Linked DNA regions of Homo sapiens: region 2 is linked to region 1. The links are chromatin contacts, found by Hi-C or POLR2A ChIA-PET in ENCODE. All regions are on one chromosome and are shown on one strand. Each heading gives the region's core, a stretch centred on a gene start or an enhancer-like site at or near the end of the contact. The rest is flanking DNA. Distances are from core to core; before and after follow the strand shown. Region 1 overlaps APCDD1L (APC down-regulated 1 like). Region 2 holds the start of LINC01711 (long intergenic non-protein coding RNA 1711).

The links. Hi-C counts contacts between places; a loop is a spot of excess contacts on that map. ChIA-PET counts read pairs that join two places held with the same protein, here RNA polymerase II (POLR2A). Pooled maps may share reads with other maps.
Region 2: a loop to region 1 is called in a pooled map, with 2.5 times the contacts of the local background. The contact joins the promoter of LINC01711 here to the enhancer-like site in region 1. A Hi-C loop is called at or near these places in 1 of 168 maps with a recorded cell type or tissue (astrocyte of the cerebellum), 5 of 37 single-sample maps with no recorded cell type and 2 of 50 pooled maps. POLR2A ChIA-PET finds 5 or more read pairs at or near these places in 7 of 52 experiments (AG04449, BJ, Caco-2 and 4 more).

The regions. Positions count from the first base shown.
Region 1 is chr20:58,457,010-58,459,968 of GRCh38, forward strand. APCDD1L (APC down-regulated 1 like) reads right to left here. Exons shown (of 4, transcript NM_153360.3): 4 at 2,092-2,959. Among named protein-coding and RNA genes, the nearest start is that of APCDD1L-DT, 57 kb to the right of the region's middle. RefSeq lists enhancers at 1,646-1,785, 1,916-2,025. Within about 2 kb of position 1,487, at least 2 of the 41 ENCODE cell types and tissues checked have a DNase peak (open chromatin) inside an H3K27ac peak, as active enhancers do.
Region 2 is chr20:58,633,217-58,636,133 of GRCh38, forward strand. It overlaps LINC01711 (long intergenic non-protein coding RNA 1711), which reads left to right and starts at 1,556. Exons shown (of 1, transcript NR_125359.1): 1 at 1,556-2,522. RefSeq lists enhancers at 1,560-1,689, 1,710-1,779.

The DNA of each region.
Region 1 (2,959 bases), core at 237-2,736:
GAGGTGGGCAGAGCCTTCCAGGTGAGGGAGAACTGGAGCCAAGACCTTGAGAGGGACTGGGTTCCATGGGACTGCAGGAGAGCAAGGAGGCCACTGTGGCCGAAATGGAAGGTAGAGGTGTCAGGTGGGCAGGAGGAGGGTCTGTCTGGAAGCTTGGAAGGGTGGTTTTAGGGAATGTCGACAGGTCATTTGTGCTCATGCTGACATCCATTTAAGCGGGGTTGTGTGTGTGAGAAGGAGCAGGCTTTCAGTCTCAGAACCATCAGGAGCGGACTGGAGGCTGCACGCTACTGTTCAAGTCCCCTCTTGAAGTGGGAACAGCTCTTCCCTGCTTGTCTCCGGTCTGCGATGCTAATGGGTATGAATCAGCCCTGACCAGGCCCTGATGCAGTGCTACATTCTGCGTCAGAAAGCTCCAGTCCCTCGTGTCTGAGTCACCTGTGCCCCCAGGAGAGGATGCACAGACCAGGGCCACGTGCTGGTGGGCCTGCGTCACCAAGCCACACACTGCTGTTCAGCCCGGTAGCACCGCTGGGAGATTAAAAGCATGCGCTTAGTGAAAGGCAAAGAGCTTCTTTTGATAACCAGCATCTGTTAGTTAATGGACCTCTGAGAGCTGTATACAATTTCAACTTTTTATTAAAGAAAAAAAGCTCATTTGCTCTCCTGGGAGTTGCACAATGAAATTATCAACTGCATGGGCTTCCCACCCACCCCCCACCTTTCAACGTGACTGAACATGCAATGGAGAACATTAATTTTATCTGGAAATAGGACTCTAGGCTTTCCTCCCCGTCTGTAGATGAGAGCGCTCTCACGTTTTATGTGAAGGGCAGAGACTTAAGGGGCGGGAGCAAAGGGCTGGAAGGAAGGCTTGGTGCCCATGGGCCTCTGGCCCTGTACCAGACAGTCTCAGCCCCTCAGCCTCTGAAATGACCCCTTCCTTTATCAGCCCAGAGTCTTGGAAGCCCTGACCTTCTGCCTGGGAGAAAAGGGATGGTTGCCCTTTCTTCAGCCTTCGTAGCTCCGAGCAGCATCACCTGCCCCCAAACTAACAAGCCCCAGCGAGCAGAGAGCAACTAAGTCCAACTGAGGGGATCCAGGAAGCTGCTGTCCTGCTCAACACACTCCTTCTCATTAGGGATGGCATCCCACGAAGCAACACTAAATTGCCTTCCCCAAATAAAATCAAGGAATCCTATTCCCTCCAAGAGTGAGGAGGACACCCCAAGCCCGTGGGCTGTGATACAGAGGCCCGGATCTCAGGCTCTGGAGCCCAGCCCCTTCTCTCTGTGCCTTAGTGTCCTCGCGCGCAAGACGCAGAGACTCACACACCTCTCACTGACTCAGCTGGGCCTCTCGAGGGTCGCTGAATCTGGTAGATGGAGGTGATCCGTTCACGGGTCTCAGTGTGAGGCTTAACAGGGATAACCAACATTTACTGAGTCACATATTTATTGAAGTTCTTTCTACCATGCACCAGGCACACTGGACCCTTCCGGAAAGATCGCAGGAAGCGAGTCAGAGCCGAGTCTTTTTCGTTGGAGCTTACATTCTAGGCAAATAAGGTCATTTCCGCCAGTGATCAGTTTTCATGACAAAGAACATACAACTGTGATGCAGTGGACTGACAGAAGGACCAGGGAAATGGGGCTGCTCTTTGGGATGCGAATGGTGACATCTTCAGGAGACAACATCTGGTCTGAGACTTGATTGAAAAGAAAGTGCTCAACTTCTGAAGGTCTGGGGGAAGAGAGGCTAGGCGGAAATCAGGGCTTGTGCAAAGGCCCCAAGGCAGCAAGAGCTCCTGTGATCAAGAAACAGAGAGAAGGCCAGTGTGGCCGGGGCATGTGGAGGCGTGGCTGAGCCTTGCAGGCAACAGCGAGCCAGAAGTCGGGCTTTTATTCTGAGTGCAGTGGAAGCCCCTGGGGGGTTTTCAGCAGGACAGGCAGTGGCATGAAAGCAGAACTGAGAGAGCTGGGGTTTACCTCCACTGGTTTTATTCTCTTTCACACATTCTCTGGAAGACACTCCACTTCCTTTCTTTAGAACTGTAATTCCCTTGGTTGACTTTAATAACCAGCAAGAACATTTTTCAGGCTGTTTAATTTTATTAAAAGGTTCAAATTTGATGATAAATGGTGGCATGGTTACTTCAAGCTTCGGATACAAGACCTGCTCAGCCGTGGACATATCATCGACACCCACTGCCATCCCCACCAGGAGCTCCCCCAACCCTGATGTAGTCTGAGACCGTAAATAATGTAATGATTTCTTGTACTTTGGTAAATATGCCAGGAACACTTGTAGCTGTCTGAGAGCTACAGAGAATACTAACTTGGTGGGCTTTTTTTTTTTTTAAGAGGAAGGATGGGTAATAAGTGGAAGCAATTTCAGCAGGCTGACTGAACCCCACACAGTCTCAGGGAGGAAAAGGGCTTCCCTCTGAAACCATCATTAACCTCACAGACAATTGTTCAAAATCTGTGATAAGAGCTAGAGATAGGGATCAGGAGGAGGAAGGAGGGGGTGAGTCATTGGCCCCCAGTCCTGAAAACCCTTGGGCCCACCAGGATGCCAGTTAATTTCACAGTGTACAGATGAGGCCCTGGGAACATGGGCAGAGTCCCTGGGGAGGCACAGCCTGTTCCCACCATGATGACAGTCCCCTCTGAGCAGAGGACACCAATATATTAGGATTATGGCAAGGAGGCTGGGCAAGGCGGAGCTGCCTAGATGTCGCCATGTAGCCTGGTGACCCCGACCTCTCCCTAGGGTGGGCCCAAAGATACACATTCGGAGATTCTCTTCCTTTGTCAGGCAGGCACAGGCAATCTTGGCAACCGAGGATGGCTGGGCAGGGCGAATTGCAGAGCGCGTTAGTGTTACGGCTGTCATTACTATTAACTATGTTCAGAAGGCTGGAAATGCTGCTCCCCTCCAAAGACCTGCCCCCAGC
Region 2 (2,917 bases), core at 306-2,805, 180 kb after region 1:
TGGAAGGCTTCTCTGAGGAAGGGACTTGGGGACTTGAAGGACAGGAAGGAGCCAGCCATCAAATGAGCTACGGTAAGACCATTCCTGGCCGAGGCAGCCAGAGAACAGAGTCCTTGAGGTGGGGAAGGGCTTGGCCAGTTCTAGGCATGCGCCCAAGGCCACTTTGGCTGGAAAACGGTAAGGTCTGGAAGGCTCCGGTAAGGAGTAGGAATTTGGCACTGTCTCACCTAGGAGAGGGGAAACTGCTAACGCAATGGCACATCACCACCTCCAGGAAGTCTTTCAGGGTTGCCTTTGTGGAGGTGAGCCGCCATACCACAGAAAGCCTGGGCCTACTGTCATGGTCTCAACTGGCCGTCATCATCTGTGACTTTGCCTCTTAAGATTCTTTGTATTATGAGGGGTGGGTGTCTTCCCAAAGGCCTCTAATTCTCTCACCGCCACTGCTGTAATGACCTCCTAAAGGTCTCTAATACTCAGAATAGCAGAATAGGGTGACATGTGGGTGATTGCTCTGTGATGTCTTTTACACCATTGATCACCAGGATCCCTGTGGCACATCTGGCTAGTCAAGTGGGTGGCCCCTTACCTCCCAGAGCCATATCACAGAAAGCCCTTCCCAAGGAGGAGCAGCCCAGAGCTCTCTGTCAACCAGCATTCTGAAGCGCCACATGTGGTGATGGTTTAGCAGTGTCTGCTAGGAGCATGGGAGGGGAGGGTGGGGTTAGGTGTGCCATGCATTTGCCCTCCTTCCTAAAAGAACCTCCTTCCCCTCCCCAAAGCCCCATATACTTTCTAGGTCTTAACCCAGTGGCATATACATGATAGATGTTCAAAACATGTGCTGTTTGATCGATAGTGTATTCAGCAGTCATTTCGCAGCCTAGTGACTGCGAGCTCGACTCAGAGAGGGAGTGACAGTGACGGGGCAGAAGCACGTGGCTGCCAGATGGGCGATGGGAAATGTTCCGCACACAGAAGTCAACCATCCTGCCAATTTGGGAACACGAAGTCACTCGTTCGATGCCTGTCAAGTCCCTATGCTGTGCCTGCCACGGCCCTTGCTGCTACGGTACCACGAGCGTCCCCAGGAAGACACCTTGCTTGTCTCTAATTCCATGAACTTTTTGCAAGAAAATCTTGCTTGCCTTCCCCAGGGGTCAGGTCTTCAGAGGGGAGACTCCTGCCCTGGTGTGCCCGGCTCCTGCCCATCCAGCAGAGCAGGAAAAGGTGACTCGGGTTCCATTTGACAAACGTCTCTTCTGAAAGCTGCCCTTAGCAGGCAGGAGAAAAGCCCCCATTTACTGGGGCCTTGTCAGAGTTTCTAGAGCTTAAATTCTCTTCTTCAGAAAGGAAAAATATCTGCGGCCCCACATCCGCAGATGCATAAACGTGGGCGTGATTTATGAGTGCACGTGGTATCCAGCGCTTTCCCCCAGCTACTGTGAAATCGTTCCTCTTCTCTGACTGAGACGTCAACAGTATGGTCACTGTATATGTTTTCCCACTTTTTCCAGAGCCAAGAACCAGGAAAAAAAAATGAAAAATGAAAGTGTACAGGAAGTCAAGGTCAGGCCATACCCACCACAGTTCGGGCAGCCATAGAGGAGAGCTTTCTTAACGGTCCGCTGGGACCCAAGTGGGCCTCCCCTGGGACTGCGTGCTCCCCTACAGAACCTGATGGCTGGAAACACTCACACTACTGCCTGTCCCGGCATCTCTCCCTCCGCCGCAGGGGCTGATGCTGCCACAGGACACAGAGCAGCAGGCCCCAGAGGCTTCTCTGCACCTCTGCTGCCTTTCTGAGTAATCAGAGGAGGCCACACCCACTCCAGGACACCCACACGGGCCTTCTGGGCGATGACGCTCCTGGCCCAGGAGTGGGGGGCTGCCTCACACCTGCTGCTGTGGGGCAGAGTCTCTCCTGGGTCGGGGCCTCGCTGGCGGATCTGCTCCATGTCGTGTGATGTGCTGCAGCCCCGCGTCACCGAGAGCCTCTTATGGGCCACCAAGTCCACACAGCCACTGGCCATGGGGCACCCTGCAGGGCCTCTGGACACGGAGACCTGTGGTTCTCAGCCAGTGGTGATTTTGTGTCCAGGGAACACCTGGCCAAGTCTGGGTTCAATTTTGTTTGTCACAGTTTAAGGTTGGGGTGTCACTAGACATCCTACAGTGCACAGGACGGCCCCACAGCAGACCAGCCCGACTGTCAGCAGCACCGAGCCGGGAAAGCCTGGTCTGGAGCCGTTTCTCTCTAGGGTCCCTGCTAGGGAACCCCTCACTGCCATGGAGAACCCCTCTCCTCCTGTCTCTCAGGACTCTCCGAGGGTCAAGGATGGATGCCTCCCCATCGAGGGCCAAACAAACTGACAAATCGAGTGGGCAAACGGCTTACTCAAAGGCCAGGAGCAGCTACCCGATGACTGCTCCCTCGACCTCTCTCTTCTCACTTTCTTCCCTATTCCATCCTTTGATGGGTGGCCTGTTACACGTTTGGAAATAAAAACAAGTGGGAAAGAGTGCCATAAACATTCCTGGGAAAAAAGCAGGGCCGACTGGAGGTCCATTGTTGCTGAGAGACAAAAAAGATCAAAGGGGAAGAAAGAAAGGATGGAGGGAGGGGAAGAAGAGAGGGAGAAAAGGAAGGAAAGAAGGAGGAAAAGGAAGAAGTAAAGGAGGCAGGAAGGGAAAGAAGGAAGGAAGAGAGAGAGAGAGGGAGGGAGGGAGGGGGGAAGGAAGGAAGGGAAGGAAGGAAAGGAGGGAGGGAAGGAAGGGAAGCAGAGAGGGAGGGGAGGGAGGAAGGAAGGAGGGAGGGAGGGAAAAAGAAATGAAGGAAGGAAGGAGGGAGGGAGAGAGGGAGCACAGAGAGAGGGAGGGAAGAAGGAAGGAAGGAAGAAAAAGAGAGAGAGAAAGG